Linked DNA regions of Mus musculus: all the other regions are linked to region 1. Evidence: chromatin loops called from intact Hi-C (ENCODE). Cell type or tissue: left cerebral cortex. All regions are shown on one strand.

Region 1 (5,000 bases):
CTCTGGGTCCTGAATCCACATTCTCTCTCCTTTCTCAGCAACTGATGGTGTCCATGCCCCTCCTGACAGCGTCTTCTTGACCAGAGTGCCCTGGTTTTCCAGATGTGGAGAAGATGTTGGTGTCTTCTCTAAGTGAAATAAACAGGTTTCCAGTTCTCCCCAGCTCCAGACAATGATGCATGGTGGGAGGGAGGGAAGAGAAATGCCAGCTCTAACTCAGTGTCCCCAAAGTCTCTGTCTCTTTCTCAAGGCCCTGGCCTCCTGAGCATTCTGGCTTCTGTCTTCCTGGGCTCCCCTGGGCTCCAGAGCTGACTCTACTTCTTTTCTACCCCACTTCATTATCCCAAGGAGAACATCTGGGCATCCAGGCTCACGCCGGCCCCACCTTCCTAGACAAGACTCTTCCCTCATTGTCGTCCAGCAGTCCCACAGAATAATGGCCCACCATACCACTGACTCTTGCTTCTTTGAGCTCCAGTGCCTTCTCTAGAGTGTCCTGTGGAAAGTTCCTAAATGGCCATCCCCAGTACAGCGTGTGCTCGCTTGGGACTGGGGCTTGTTCTGTCTAACTTCTACAGCCAAGCTCAAGCAGTGTCTCTAGGCTCTCCTGCCCCATACTCTGTCAACTTTCCATTCTTGGTGCCAGGCTTCATATCACAGGCACCCCCAAGTTGAGGTCCCAACCCCCCAGGCCTCACTACCTCGCGGCTCAGCATGTCCTGTCCCCTCTTTAGGACACTCCACTTTACTTGCCAACATTCTTTTTCCTTTCTGGTGCTGAGGATGTAGCCCAAGTCTCTAATGCCAGGTATATTCTGGGCAGGCAGTGGTGGCGCTCACCTTTAATCCTGGACTCAAGAGGCAGAGGCAAGTGGATCTCTGAGATTGTGGCCAGCCTGGTCTCCAGAGTGAGTTCCAGGACAGTCAGGGCTACACAGAGAAACCCTGTCTCAAACTTCCAAACCAAACCAAACCAAACCAAACCATCTCTCCAGTGCCAGAAGCTGATTCTTGACAAAAGACAGGCCATGACCTTGTCTCAGACTCAAGCATGCTTGTTTCAAATGTGCTTTGAGATTCTCTGTCCTAGGTCAGGCTGCCCCCCTGGCCCTGCAGAAGAAAGAAGGAAAATAGAAACAGTTAATGATATTAAAAGCATCAACCTGGGTGTCCAGATATGGTGGGTAAAGCCACTTGTTGCTGGGTCTGATGACTGGAGGTCCCTTCCAGGAACTCACATAGGAGAGGACTGACGTCCAAAAGTTGCCCTCTAACCTCCACAAGTACACTGCAGCATGGCTGCCTGAGTGTGTGCAGTTACGCACGTGCTACACACACACACACACACACACACACACACACACACACACACATTAACACCACACAGGGAGGATGTCAGCTATATGCCCCCCCCCCATATGTTCAGAAGAGGGTGCCAGATCCTCTGGTTGTTAGCAGTCATAGGCGCACTGGGAACTGAACCCTGGTCCTCTGTAAGAGCAACAAATGCTCTTAACTGCTGAGCCAGCTCTCCAGCCCCAAATATGTAAGTTTTAGTTTAGTTTTTGTTTTTTGTTTTCTCGAGATAAGGTTTCTTTTCGTAGCTCTGGCTTTCCTAGAACTCATTTTGTAGACCAGGCTGGCCTCAAATTCAGAGATCTGCCTGTTTCTGCCTCCTGAGTGCTGAGATTGGAAGCATGCGCCACCACTCATGGCTTATGTATAATTTTTAAAGATTAAGCACAAAAGCCTGGCATGGTGGCTCATGCCTTTAATCGGGGCATTTGATTTCTGTGGGCTTAAGGCCAGCTGGTCTACAGAGTGAATTCCAGGACAGGTAGGACTATGTAGACAAGACACTGCTTAAAAAAATAAAAAATTAAAAAATAATCCAAAGTTGAGAACATTGCCATACAACTTCTGAGAAAAGTTGGTAAAGTCAGAAGGATGACCGTTCAGAAGCCAGACATGGTGGGTATGCCTGCAATAACATTCTCTGGAGGCGGAGGCAGTAGGATAAGTTCCACACAAAGTCTGTACAACCGCCAGACTTGTGTATCCTGCTCCAGGATGCGAGCAAGCAAACTGGAGACCCCTGTCCACGTGAGGGCGCCAGGAAGCTTTAGACTCTAAGGCTTCTTAGCTAAAATTGTATCTCCTAGAACGGGCTAATAGAAACGTGCAGTGGTGAGGAGAACGAGCCTAACTTCCAAGCGCAAAGGCCACTGGGGCTTGTAGTCCAGACTGAGGGCCTCCCTGGGCAACCTAAGGTCTAGTTTCTAGGTCCTAAAAAAGCTCGAAGATTGGGTGCGTTCTTCCTTTCTCCGTCGCCATGGTGATGGTGCGGGCGACGGCCCGGGATTTGGCAGCCGCAGGGCCCCCTTCCCACACCCTCCTCCTCACCATCTGCTCCTCCCTCACACCTGGCCGCGAGCCGCGGACGCCACCTCCGCACGCAGTCCGGGACTCCATGGCCACCAGGTGGCGCGTCTGCGCGGCTCAGCCTGCTGCCCTCCTCCCCGGGGACTTGTCAATCAGAGACAGAGCTGAGACCCACCATCCCCGCCCGCCACTCGATCGGCTTCGCTGGTCCCCTCCTGGGCCGGGTCATGAAAATTTAATCCCAAATGCATTTGTAGCCTGACACGGGGAGAGAGACGGTGGGAACACCAACACCCTGCTAAGGCATAGAACTTGGGATGCACTGGGAGAAGCATTGGCGTGGAGTGCTTCAGGGCCATTTTAGAGTTGGGGTTACCCCCAAGGGATGGGAGTGGAATTTACGGGTGGAAAGAGGACTTAGTGGGTGGGGACAGATCGTGGAGCCCGAGTGGAAGTCACTGCTGGGACACACATGGAGGAAGGAGTCAGACTCAAGGGGAGGAGCCAGGCACAGAAGGCAGAGACAGAAGATAGACAGCAAGTATGTAGGACTCCAAACATACTTGGGGAGCAGGGACAGAACTCAGAGGGAGGAGACATAGCTCAGTTGATGGGGCCCAGACTCAAAAGAATATCATAGAGTCTAAGCAACCGGACACACTCTTGGGAAGTGAGGAAGGACACCATGGGGCACGAACGGCAGTAGTGGTGAGCCTGGTTATAGCTAGCAGAGTTCAAAAGGATGGAAGGAGAGGGAGTTGAAACTCAGGGAGAGAAAGATGGGGTGCAGATTAAAAAAAAGTGAATTCAAGGGGAAAAGTGGAACCCGAAAAATGAGAGAGCCAGTCCAGTTCAGCGGCACGCCTGTATCCCCAGTATGCCCAACAAAGGAAAAAGGGGGCCGGAGAGATGGCTCAGCGCTAATAGGCTGCACTCCAGAGGACCTGGGTTCAGCTCCAAACACCCACATGGCAGGTCACATCTCCTCCAATGCCAGTAGGCATACAAATAGTACACAGATATATAATATGCTAGCAAAACATGCATACCTAATTAAACTTTAAAAGAATAAACTTTTTTTTTTCGAGACAGGGTTTCTCTGTATATCCCTGGCTGTCCTGGAACTCACTCTGTAGACTAGGCTGGCCTCGAACTCAGAAATTTGCCTGCCTCTGCCTCCCATGCCTGTGCCTTGAATTCACACAGATTCACTTGCCTGCCTCCTGAATGCTGGAATTAAAGGTGTGCGGCACTCAAAAAAAAAATTTTTTTTTTTAAAGAAAAAAAGAGTGAAGGAGAGGAAGCAAGCCAAAGGTCGGATGGGAATAGAGCTCAGAAGCAAAGAGATCTGGGAAGAGACTCAAAGAGCTTGGAACGTGCAGAGTATCTGGGGAGTGTATTATAGTGGGGAGCGAGGCAACTCGGAGTTCAATCCCAGGGACGTGGCCTTGGGGTGGACAGGTGGAGGCTCTAGGATGGAAGAGCTGAAAGAGAGAGGGGTCTAGCCTGCAAGCCAAGCCAAGAGAAACTGGCCTAGCATCTCCAGGTAGCCTGTTGGAAGGAGAGGGCGGGTCCTTCCTACAAGGGGTGGGGCCTCCTTTGGTGGGCGTGGATGCCCCGCCCCGCCCCGACGCTGAGTCCGCTACAGCCCCGGGCAGCGGGCACTCGCAGCCTGGTTCCCCCCCGAGCGGAGCTGCGGGGCCGGGCCGGGCCGGGGCGGACCCCGGGATCCCGGACGCGGCCGCCCGGGCCCGCGGGCGGGGGGATTGGCAGGGGACCCGCGTGGGCACAGCCACCATGGAGTTCCGGCAGGAGGAGTTTCGGAAGCTGGCGGGGCGCGCCCTGGGGAGGCTGCACCGGTGAGCCTGGTGGGGTTCCTGGGAGGGTAAGGATGAGGATGCCCCCTTTCCATCTGAGAGCAACTGACAGAGGGAGAAGAGAGGCGACACCCAGGCACAATGTGGGGAGGCCCACCCATCTGTTCAGGATTCCGTCCTGTCAGTGCTGTCCTTCCACTCTGCCTAGTTCATCATCGCTTCCCCCTCCCCCCTGGTCCCCCGCACCTCGGGCTCGACTTTTCTTTGGGATTGTGTGTCCCTCCCTATTCTCTGGATCTCTGTCCACCTGTCTTCTCGGTCTTTTACTTTAGATATGTCCTCTCTCTGGGTTCTTCTTCCCACTGGGTGTCTGTCCCCTCTCTCTGATTAGGAGCCAATGCGGGCGCCCACTAGCTGTCCATCAGTCCTGACTCTGACTCTTGTATTCCCCTTCCTCTCTTCTTCCCTGGACCTCTGGTCCCCACTTTGATCTGTCTCTCTCAGCATCTCTGACTGTTCACCCGCTATCTCCCCACCCTGGCTCTCTCCACCTCTCTCCTCTTTCTCAGGTTCATTCCCTAGAGGCTTTTAATCTGGAGCTAAAGCGGATTGGGGCTGTTAGTTCTTGTCCTTGAGGGGGGTTAATCTGAGAGGGAAAAACTGGGGTATCCTAGGTTCTGGGGGTGAGGGGGATGAAGGGAGTTTCAGGCCACAAAACCAAATTAATCTTGCGGGTAATATGGACTTCCCAAGGGATATAAGCTAGAACTGGGCGATATTTGCTCCCACCAAGGGCCATGA
Region 2 (5,000 bases), 71 kb after region 1:
CGGCCCCCCTCCATTTTCTTAAAACTTCCAACCCCATCTTCCCTCTTTTGTTTTTTTTTTCCTTTTTTTTTTCTTCTCATTTTGAGACCCAGTCTCCCACTGTATGTGACCATGTTGGTCTCAAACTCACAGCCCCCCTGTATCGGCCTCTTTTTTTTTTTTTTTGGTTTTTTTTTTTTTTTTTTTTTTTTTTTTTTTTTTTCGAGACAGGGTTTCTCTTTATAGCCCTGGCTGTCCTGGAACTCACTCTGTAGACCAGGCTGGCCTCGAACTCAGAAATTCGCCTGCCTCTGCCTCCCGAGTGCTGGGATTAAAGGCGTGCGCCACCACGCCCGGCTCTGTATCGGCCTCTTAAGTGCCGGCATTATAAGCTTGCACTGCTATGCCTGAGTAGAGCTGAACTCTAGAGAGCTAGGGGCTTCAGGCAAAACAGTTGGATTGTATGGCTCCTAGAGAATGAGAGTCAGGACTATTCTGGGGACCTTGGCTTCTCTAGTCCTCCTGGAACAGTAGGTAAGTCTTCTATAGAGCACAGCTCATGCTGACCTGGGGTCTTTGGAAGCTGAGTCAGGGTGTGGTCACGGGCAAGTGTGTGCAGCTCGGAGCCAGGCTCTGGGTCAGCATTTGCTGGGTTCCCGCCAGCTCACCCGTGCCCCTCTATCTCCTCTCAGGCGGACCTGAACTGGGGCCCCAGTGCCGAGGAGGCAGGGAGCAGCGGAGGTGGCGGTGGCTTCTATGGAGTGAGCAGCCAGTATGAGAGCCGGGAGCTCATGACACTCACCTGCTCCTCCAAGGTCTGCTCCTTTGGCAAGCAAGTGGTAGAGAAGGTGGAGGTAAGACCCAGGGCTAGGGTACTGCATGCATCTCGAGGAAGCAGTCACAGCATTGCGTGTGTGTGTGTGTGTGTGTGTGTGTGTGTGTGTGTGTGTGAGGCAGGGCTATCCCCGCTTCTCTGGCAGTTAGTATATGCACTAGGAATTAACTCAAGACTTCAAAGGCTGAGGATATAGTTCACTTTGTGGAGTGCTTACCCTCATGTAAACCAAGCATCGAGAGTTTCAAGTCTATCCTTAGCTACATAAGGAGTTCCAGGCTAGCCTGGGCTACATGAGACCCTGTCTCAAACCACTAAACATAAACAAGCCATTAAAAGTCACAACTCGGGCTTATTTCAAGGGTTGAAAGGTATAGAGATGGATTCTGCAGGATGACAAAGACTCTTAAGGGTATGGTAGGAGCTGTGTAATTAGCCAGTAGGTATGTTATACTTCAGGGCCTGTGAGGTCTTGAAGCCTCAAGCTCAGCGTGGAGATGCTATTGAGGGAGTTTGGAGGTCACTGGGGTTTCAGACCATGACAGAGGAGAAGGGGGGGGGGGGTACCTTGTTTGCAGGTTCAGAGGCCTAGGGTCTCTGGTCATTAAAGTTGAGGTTGCTTGAGGGACTCTGGCCAAGGGAGTTGACAGTGGCCTCTCAGAGGCTAAGGGTGAAGCTTCGGTCCTAGGGTGGCCGTGATCTCTCTCAGCTACTGTGTTTCCCACTCCCAGACGGAACGGGCCCAGCTGGAGGACGGGCGCTTTGTGTACCGTCTGCTGCGCTCTCCCATGTGTGAGTACCTGGTTAATTTCCTGCACAAGCTCCGTCAGCTGCCTGAACGCTACATGATGAACAGTGTCCTGGAGAACTTCACCATCCTCCAGGTGATACGCTGGGGCAGGCAGACCCTCAGCTCCTGGGGACTCCAAAGATGAGATTGCTTCATCCAGAACATGGTGGGGGTGGGGGCGGGAGGACAGGACCGAGCTGTCCTATGTGGAGAGCCCATCTTCCCTAGGGCAGCTGAGATACCTCGGCTTCTAAGCATCTGGCTTCTCTGAGAAGTTCAGAGAAGGGAGTTCCTTTGATTTGGGGGTTGTGCTAATATGATCTGCTGACCCTCTCTCTCTGCCTGGTGGCATGGTGGGGAACCCTTTTCTCGGGAATGTGATATGATGGGGAGGCCCCTTCCTACCATCTCTCAGCTTAGGGGTAACCTCATTGCCCAAGGAACCTGAGCCGCAGGACATTCTTCTTGGGGTACATAGCATGGCAGGTTTCTCTTTCTTGATAACTAGGGTGGGCAGGGCAGTCCATGTCCTGTACCCCATCCCCACCCTACAATGTAAGCCTGTTCTGGCAGGTTGTGACAAACAGGGACACTCAGGAACTGCTGCTGTGTACTGCCTACGTCTTTGAAGTCTCCACCAGTGAACGAGGAGCCCAGTACCACATCTACCGCCTGGTCAGGGACTGATGGAGCCCCCGCCGCTGGTGTTTTTCACAACACCCCCTTCCTGGGAAGGGCCCTTTTGCTCTCTCTGTAAGAGAGATTTGGAGAGGGGCCCATGATTTTTAAAAAGGCCTAATCTCAGAAGCATGAGCCACGGGGGCTGGCTCCTCTTAGAAAGGAACCGGAAGCCTGGTTATTGAGCTGAGTGAGCTGGGTTTGAGTTTAGATCCCCAACACGAGGACCTCAGAGACAACATTTGACAGGACACACCACTCCTGAGCATCAGGGATTGGGGACAGGAGTGAGCTCACAGGTACAGCACGGGCCTCCGTTCTACAGGGCCCCTCCTTGCTCTTCTGGAAAGGGAGCTGGGCTATGTGGGGTGTCTTACTGACTGCCTTGTAACCTTCCTGCTTCCCACGTGTCTCATATCTGCCTCTCCCCCCACACCCTTTCTCTGGGAACTGTGACGTCACAACCCGAAGATAATGTTTTCCCAGCTTGGGGTAGGGTGAAGTGGGACCTGAAAAAAAATTTTAATATAAGGAGATATTTATACACAGTGTTAGGGATGTAATCTTATCTCAGCTAGGCAGTGGGGTGGGACTTCTTAATCTCCCCCACCCCATTTAAGTGAGCCTTGGACCACCCTGCCACCTTCCTTTCCCCAAGAGTGATGGTTTATGTTTGAAGGAGAATAAAGCTATTTTTACCAAAAAAAAAAAAAAAAAGCCAAAAACCCAAAGGGGATTTATTTGAGGTGTCATGTGGGAGGTGGCAGACAGATGGTGTGGGGAGGAGGGAGCCAGGAAGGGAAGGAAGCTGGGCACAAAAGTCCCTGGCCATGTGGGGAAAGTGAAGGCTGTCGATAGGGCAGACAGCTGGGTCCCCAGGGGATGAGGCCTGAGGCATGGGCTCCAAGCCTGTGACCAACCAGGAAGGAAACATTTCCTGACTGCATGGAGGTGCGTGGGTGCCGATGGGTGGGCTGGGGCCTAGCGGTACCGGGCCAGCCGGTCATAGACGTGATCCAGATTTCTACACAGGAATATTGAGAGCGTCATGAAGCCGAGCTGGGAAAAAAGGAGATACTTCAGGGTTGGAGAAAGGGTGGTACTCAAAGGGAGAGGCAAAGAATGGGCATACATAACATCTGTGCGTGATTGGCAGCGTTGAGAGCGAAAGCTCAGCAGCAGTCTGCAAAAGAGAAAGCTCAAGGCAAGCCTAGCTAGGGTCCTTTATTCTGGAGGCTCCGCAACAGCCTCCGTCTGTGCCTCGACCTCCTCAGCACCCACACTCTCGGTCTCAAGTGGCTCCTCCTCTGCATCCCACAAGGACCAGGGCCCCAGCGCCATGGGTAGCTTGCCTTGTGGAGCCTTGGCCCCCCATGTCGGGCAGGCACCCGCCATGCCCCAGCTGCCCCACGGGGTGCTGCTGCGTCCGCTGCCGCTGCTTAGACCGCCCCAGCGCCCGCTGCTGCCTTCAGAGTTCAGCCCTGGGGTAGGGTTCGAACCCTCGGCTCCTGACAGCGGCAGCACGTGCTCTCTAGCGAGAGCTCGGCGCTGTAGCTGCAGACACAGCGCCATCCCGCTCACCTGCGGGAGAGGGGAGGAGGCAGCACTGCGAGTACAGCCATTCAGAGTTTAGAGAAGCCAGGCCTCCGCCCCACCCCATGCTATTGCTTGATAAATAACGCCTCCGCTAAGTATGCGCGTTACCTCGGCAATGGGGAAACATCTACAATAGACAAATCACTCATGGGGACGGGGTCAAGTCACCTCAAGAAGACCGACTCCCAGACAGATTCCCACTATGGAGATGATATTGTTGTGCAGCCACTTCTGGAGGCTCTGCGCGCAGCCCTGGGGATGCAGAAGACGTGTAGTGGCTGCGTTGCTTCTGCAACTCACCCTTAAGCCAAGGGAACCCTTGGATCCCTTTTTAGGTACCCAATGCCTAGATATCCACCCAGGTCTTATCCAAGCCTTGCCCTGGGCCAGCGTTCCAGGTGCCACCCTTATTTAGATCATGCCTCTCACCCTCAGAGGACTCCGCCCCTTCCATAACTACCTTTCTAGTAGCCCAGTCCAGCTTAGGATCTGCTGGCATACTATGCCCCTGAGTAGGTCACGCCTACATATAAGGGACTGCCCTTTCAGTCTCGGTCTTTTATCCTGGCCTTACCCTCCCAAGGCCTGCCTTCTGACGCCACGCCACGTGTAGGTCTGGAACACATCAGTTGTCCCCTGAACTCTCTCCGCCCCCGCCCATCTTTCTGCTCTGGACTCCTGAAGCTTGTGTGGCCACACTCATCTCCCAGATTCTGGTTTTGTTTTTGTTTTTTTCCCTACCCTTGGTCCTGAAGCCACGCCTCTGATTATAGCCGCACCCTCCAAACCCTGCCCACTCTCTTAAGATTCCACCTCTTAAAAGTCCCTCCCACCAGACGGCTCCAGCCCCAGGCCCACACGTCCAGAGCTACTGGCTACCGCTAGTCCCACCTCACGGTAGATGTGAGCTTTTGCAGGGAGTGCACATATGTCAGCAGTCTGCCTCAGCTTCGCCCGCGGCCCCAACCGGCTTAGCTGGGAGAAAAAGAGCTTATCAAAGACGGTGGAGTCATTGGTCGCCGTGGAGTTGTAGCAGGAGCAGGGCACAAAGGGCTCCTCAGACTCGTTCGCTTTCAGCATCTGGGCCTTGTTCCAGTCCCGCGGAGATTGCCAGCCGCAGCA
Region 3 (5,000 bases), 200 kb after region 1:
GGGAAGAAGGGAATCTAGAACATCAGCAGACGTGGCCCGAACATAAAACACATCTACAATGGAAACTCAGCAGATACTAGTCTTTAAGGGTGGGCATAAAGTGAGCCCTTTTTGTAATTGGTCAAGTGCTAGTAATTGAAGCCTGGCCTTTGTGCATGTGAGGTAAGTGCTCTGCCCCAGCAACAACCCCAGCCCCTGTAGCTAGAAATATAGGGCATGTCTGAGGAGAGGCCTGAGAGCAGAGAATGGCTTAGGCATGTTGTCTAGATATTGGTAAAGACCAAAAAAGAAAAAGAAGGAAGGGGAAGAGGAGAAGAATAAATAGAAGAAAAAGAGGATGAAGAGGAGGAGGAAAAATGTAGACAACATAGTGAGTTCTAATCCAGCCTGGGACGCATGGCAAAATCCTGCCACTGGGGATGGGAAAGGAGCAAGTAAAAAAAAAGACATGCTTAGAAGTTAGTTCATGGCCTTGAAGTGGATCACATGCCTTGGTGAGGACGGAACAGGCACATCATCTGGAAATGTTCTGGAACTTAGGATCTTGAACATAACACAGGGAAAGGACACATTTTTAACTAGAAGTGCAGAAAGACAGCTGCCTGGTTCCAAATAACCTCGTGAACCTTGATCCCAAAACACACCTGGAGGAAAGGATGGCTGTTTGGTACTTGGAGTATGAGACATCAGATATTACCATATGGGTCTCTAGAGGCAATGAGATGCCAGAAATATCCAGCTTTGGGGGAGAGGAGACTCTGCAAGTCTAGCACCTGAGATGATAGAGCAGATGATAAGTGCTCGTTAAAGCCATGGGAGATGTGAAGTTGAGGCCACCAAGACATGAAGATGGGAGTGGAATGCAGAGCCAAGGTCCAGACTTTTGAATCTACCTAGGGGTGAAGAAACTTAGAGCCTGACTGTTTGGTGGGAGTGTAAGCCTGGGTGGGTGGTCTGATGGACAGGACACTCACCACTGTCAGAGATTCTGGGTCCCTGAGATGAGTGTTTGTTCAGGTGGAGGTTATAAGATGGGGGTGAGACACTTAGATCTCCAAGGGGGAGTGAGGACAGAAGCAGAGGAATTGCATTCCAGGTCTTTGAAAAGAAGTCATGGCGCCTGAGTCTATAAGGCAGCAAGCAGGTGCTGGTGTACCAAGAGGCTGGTCATATTTGTCTGCGGAGGGCAGGGGGGAGCTGTTAAAGTAGGTGCTAAGTGGGGAGGTGGGGGCAAAGGCTAGGAAACTGGATTCCCCGGGTGCTGAATAAGGTGACAGTGATTAGTCAGGGCCAGCAGATATATGGACACTAACAGCTTTTCAGAACCAGGTGGGAGCGGGAGGCTCCATGCCAAGGTTTCTAAGTGGCCTGGGCAGGGACATTCACAAGCTCTATGTAAGTGAAGCAGCTAGAGTCCCAGAAAGCTAGAGTGCCTAAAGATGGGCCTGAGAGCCCTGCGGCCCATCTGGGAGGGGGGCGCCGGGGAACCCCAGGTCAAAGGCGCGGTGAGGGGGAGGAATCCCCACACCACCTGCACCCCCCTCCTCCCTAGCGGCCGTGGAAGGAGATGGGGGAGGCGAGGCTACCGAGAGCTGACCATGGACAGCTCCGGCGCGGGCCTGTGTCCAGGGCGAGCCGGCCTGGACCGAGGAACGTCTCCGGTTGATTCAACCAGAAGGTGGGGGACGCAAATGGGGGAACGATTTGGACGCAATGGAGGAAGCCCCACAGCGGTGACCAGGGTCTGGAGCTCCCAGGACTGGGCCCAGAGGATGGATCTAGACTGAGGGATCCCCTGGGCTGAGCTGAGGGATCCAGGCTTCTGGGCCCTGGAGGAGGCACAAGGAGGTAGCCCGCCTGAGATACTAGGGTTCGGCGGGGCACTCTCAGCTCCGGGAAGGGACACGCCTGGGTCTCTTGGGTTGGCTTGTGAAATCTGGACTCTGGGTTCCCTTGGGATGAAGATGGGAATGTAGGATTTCGGGCAAGCTGGTCGGAAACGCTAGCCCAGGGGTCCCCAGGGTGGGCGCTGCCGGGCAAGCTGGGCCGGGCTCTTACCTACCTGGTCCGCGACGACTGCGGGAGGAGCTGGGCTGCAGGAGGGACGCGGGGTGGGGTAGGGGCACCGGGCGGGGCCCCTGGCGGCGGCCGGGGCCCGGATCTGGAGCTCTGGAACCCTGTCTACGCCGCTAGCGCGGGCTCAGCGTCTCTTGCTCCGGCTCCAGCGCTGGGGACCCCCCTCCCCCTCACGGTCTCACAGCCTTCTTACTCCCTAAAATAGCCCCCTGCCCTTGTCACCGTACAGCCTCCCCCCGCGAGGCCGCAGTCGCCAGATCCAGGGGTGCCCACCAGCGCCCCCCCAAATCCCACCTTCTCCCCCCCCAAAAAATTCTCCTCCCTCCCCCTCCCCCCCCACAGATCCCGGGCGGTCGTGGCCCCTTTAACAGAAGACTGACGGACGGTGCTGAATGGCCAATGAGAATTGGCCTCCGTGCCGGCCGGCGACCAGACCCCGCCTCCACATCGGGAGGGAGGGGCCGCGCGGGCGGAGAGCTGGGGGCGGGACTCATGGTGCAGCGACCAATAGGCATGCAGCGTGCGGCGGCCTGGGAGGGAGGCGGAGCCCGGCAGAGGATGATGTCACCTGAATCTAGTAGCGCGCAGCATGGAACGCGAGTCGCGACCCCGGGTCCCCACGGCGGCGCGCGTCTCACGGGACACGAGGGTTGGGCGGCGGGATAGGAATTCAACATTCAAGGTGGGATTTTTTTTTTTTAAGACAAGGGCGGCTCCCGGAAGGATGTGCTCGGTTGGAAGGTGAGGCAAGTGGACGACGGGTGGCGAGTGCGTGTTACTCTGCACCCCTGCGCCCGTCTAGGGTACTGCATGCGCCCCACCAACCCGACTCCTACGCAGACGGTGGCACGGCCCGCAAGGGTTCCCCCAGTGGATGGTTCGCTCCGCCCCGCCTACAGAGGCAATGATCAGGCGGCTTCTGCTGGTTTCAAGACTCCCGCGTCCGACTCACTGGAGACCTTGCCAGGCCTTGGCCTTCCGAACCTCTTAAGGGTTGGGGGCAGTGGTCTTTAGTGGTGCTCCCTGGCGCTCACATAGACGCAGCCTTGGGTCGGGCTAGTCTCTGGGACACCGGCCAGCCTCCGCCTTCAGAGCTGCGCGAGCGTTGTCTATCATGGTACACAGACTGGAATGAGCTTGTTCTTAACCTCAGCTTCACTGTCCTCCTCCCCCACAGAGACTATTCCAGGATGCGCGACAGACACACAAGACACTCGGTGAGGGTTAAAGATCTTTAAATAAGGAGCCAGTGACAATAAATAATACTGTACAGGGGAGGAGAAGGAGGGTCCTGGTCTGTGATTTCAGCCTCGAGACTCCAAGGACCTGTGAGGGTGTAGAGAGGGGAGTTTTAGACACAGGGTAGGTTCAGGGGTGGGGTGGGGGAGGGCGCGTAAGATGTTCAATGGTGGGGTTCTGGAGACAACAGTTCAGAAAATCAGGCACAGGGCTTCTGGAGTTGGGGAGCCAGAGGGTCCCAGGGCCTTAGCTACCATGGCAGGAGTCAAAGGTCAGAAAACCCCTGGTGGAGAGCCAGAGATAAATGTTGAAGGCCGCTGTGCTCACTGGCCTGATTTGGGTATCTAAGGTTGGGGAAGGCAGCAGGGAGAGGATGGTGACTGGAGGCTCACGTGTAGCTGTGGTGCTGCTGGCGCCGACGGGCAGATCGCATCTTCTCGAAGCGGGCTTCCATCTCCTCCAGCACCCGAGGAGTGTAGCGCACCACCAGTTTCACTGAGCCCTGTGCAGCCTTCAGGAGTTCCACCGCCTTTTCATGGTGTTCGCCTTCCACACTCTGCAGGGCAGGCCTCGCACAGACTGCTGGCCCAAACCGCTGCCCTTACCACCCTACCCAGGACATGGGACCAGTGGATAGTGACACGGCTGCTGGGGTCAAGTCTCCAAGGCCTCATATCCCTCTAGTGGATCACCAACTTTAGGCACAGCACCCACAACCTAAAAACTGCATGTCAAGATAGCTTTGAGTCCCAGTGTCCTCAATGAACCAGGCCACTGAACCTGTCCCAAAAAAGTCTGTCTACACCCCCTAAGCTTATTGATCTCCTGCCCTCACTGCCCAGGGCCAGAAGCCGGGCTTTTCTGGAGAGACGACCTCCTCGGTGGTGTTTCCTTGGATTCTAATCACTGGGGTTTCAGGATGCTGACTGGCCCAGACATCAGGCAGAGCCAGCCTTTCTCCTCATCTCAGGGACCATCTCTGTTCCGAGCCAGAACCACCCCTCCACATCTTAGTTCAGAGAAGTACCCAACCTTCAACCTCCAAGCCAAATATTCCTCCTGAAAACAACTGCCATCTTCTACACTGGGCTGCTATCCTAGCTAGGCTCTCTGAAGTCCTTGAGGGTCAGCAGTGTACCCCACAGTGCTGTCTCCAAAGGCTGTGTTCCCTGTGTAGAGGGAATGTGACCGTCCAGGGCTGCCTTACGGACACTACCAACCCCACTCACCACACCATTCACAGACAGCAGCTGGTCTCCCCTCTTGAGGCCACCATGGCGATCAGCCACGCCCCCAGGGATGACTCGAGAGATATAGATGGGTGAGTTCTGCTCCTTGCCACCCATGATGTTGAAGCCCAAACCCTCATCAGTCTTCGGTAGTTCCACGACCCTGGGATGTGCGTGGCCCTCACTGGCCGTGAAAGCAGCCACTGTGGCCTGGAAGAGAGAAGACGCCTCAATGAGAGAGACCCTCTTTGAGACATGGGCACTCCAGCCAGCGTAGCCGCAAAGATCAAGTAGGGGAACCCTGACACAGCTCAACAGGAGGCTACCCTATACTGACTCCGACCTGTGAGAACCCTTGCTTTCTTCCGAAAGTCAGGGAGAAGGGCATCCTTAGTACTTAACACCTGCCAATCTTGTTCTCAGACAAATGGAAACAAGTGCCCCCCCCACCTCGGG

What was found. Hi-C counts contacts between places; a loop is a spot of excess contacts. Peaks named below come from ENCODE experiments on the same cell type or tissue, not always from the same donor. Only the 100,000 strongest peaks of a DNase experiment are listed, where the experiment ranks them.
Region 2: a loop joins it to region 1, with 9 times the contacts of the local background. A loop is called at or near these places in 4 of 42 quality-filtered maps.
Region 3: it touches region 1 in a loop (2.3-fold over the local background); 3 of 42 quality-filtered maps call a loop at or near these places.

The regions. Positions count from the first base shown.
Region 1 is chr7:45,159,904-45,164,903 of GRCm38, forward strand. Pih1d1 (PIH1 domain containing 1) reads left to right here. Exons shown (of 10, transcript NM_029406.4): 10 at 39-161. The coding sequence ends at 80. It overlaps Slc17a7 (solute carrier family 17 (sodium-dependent inorganic phosphate cotransporter), member 7), which reads left to right and starts at 4,018. Exons shown (of 12, transcript NM_182993.2): 1 at 4,018-4,241. The coding sequence starts at 4,180. In left cerebral cortex, a CTCF peak has its summit at 2,481 (motif pointing right); DNase peaks (open chromatin) are centred at 2,323, 2,825, 4,005 and 4,424; H3K4me3 peaks cover 2,282 bases; H3K27ac peaks cover 3,094 bases.
Region 2 is chr7:45,230,638-45,235,637 of GRCm38, forward strand. It overlaps Tead2 (TEA domain family member 2), which reads left to right. Exons shown (of 12, transcript NM_011565.3): 10 at 672-833; 11 at 1,546-1,698; 12 at 2,178-2,831. The coding sequence ends at 2,291. It overlaps Cd37 (CD37 antigen), which reads right to left. Exons shown (of 8, transcript NM_007645.4): 6 at 4,770-5,000; 7 at 4,047-4,130; 8 at 2,995-3,341. The coding sequence ends at 3,264. Among named protein-coding and RNA genes, the nearest start is that of Cd37, 5.7 kb to the right of the region's middle. In left cerebral cortex, no CTCF peak of the experiment used is centred here; DNase peaks (open chromatin) are centred at 2,703, 3,178, 3,907 and 4,674; H3K27ac peaks cover 2,970 bases.
Region 3 is chr7:45,364,597-45,369,596 of GRCm38, forward strand. Ppfia3 (protein tyrosine phosphatase, receptor type, f polypeptide (PTPRF), interacting protein (liprin), alpha 3) reads right to left here and starts at 2,423. Exons shown (of 30, transcript NM_029741.2): 1 at 2,063-2,423. It overlaps Lin7b (lin-7 homolog B (C. elegans)), which reads right to left. Exons shown (of 6, transcript NM_011698.1): 4 at 4,545-4,754; 5 at 3,708-3,871; 6 at 3,295-3,402. The coding sequence ends at 3,381. It overlaps Mtag2 (metastasis associated gene 2), which reads left to right and starts at 1,565. Exons shown (of 2, transcript NR_015480.2): 1 at 1,565-1,678; 2 at 2,780-3,352. In left cerebral cortex, CTCF peaks have their summits at 1,526 and 2,880; DNase peaks (open chromatin) are centred at 1,392, 1,595, 1,991, 2,577 and 4 more places; H3K4me3 peaks cover 4,995 bases; H3K27ac peaks cover 3,848 bases.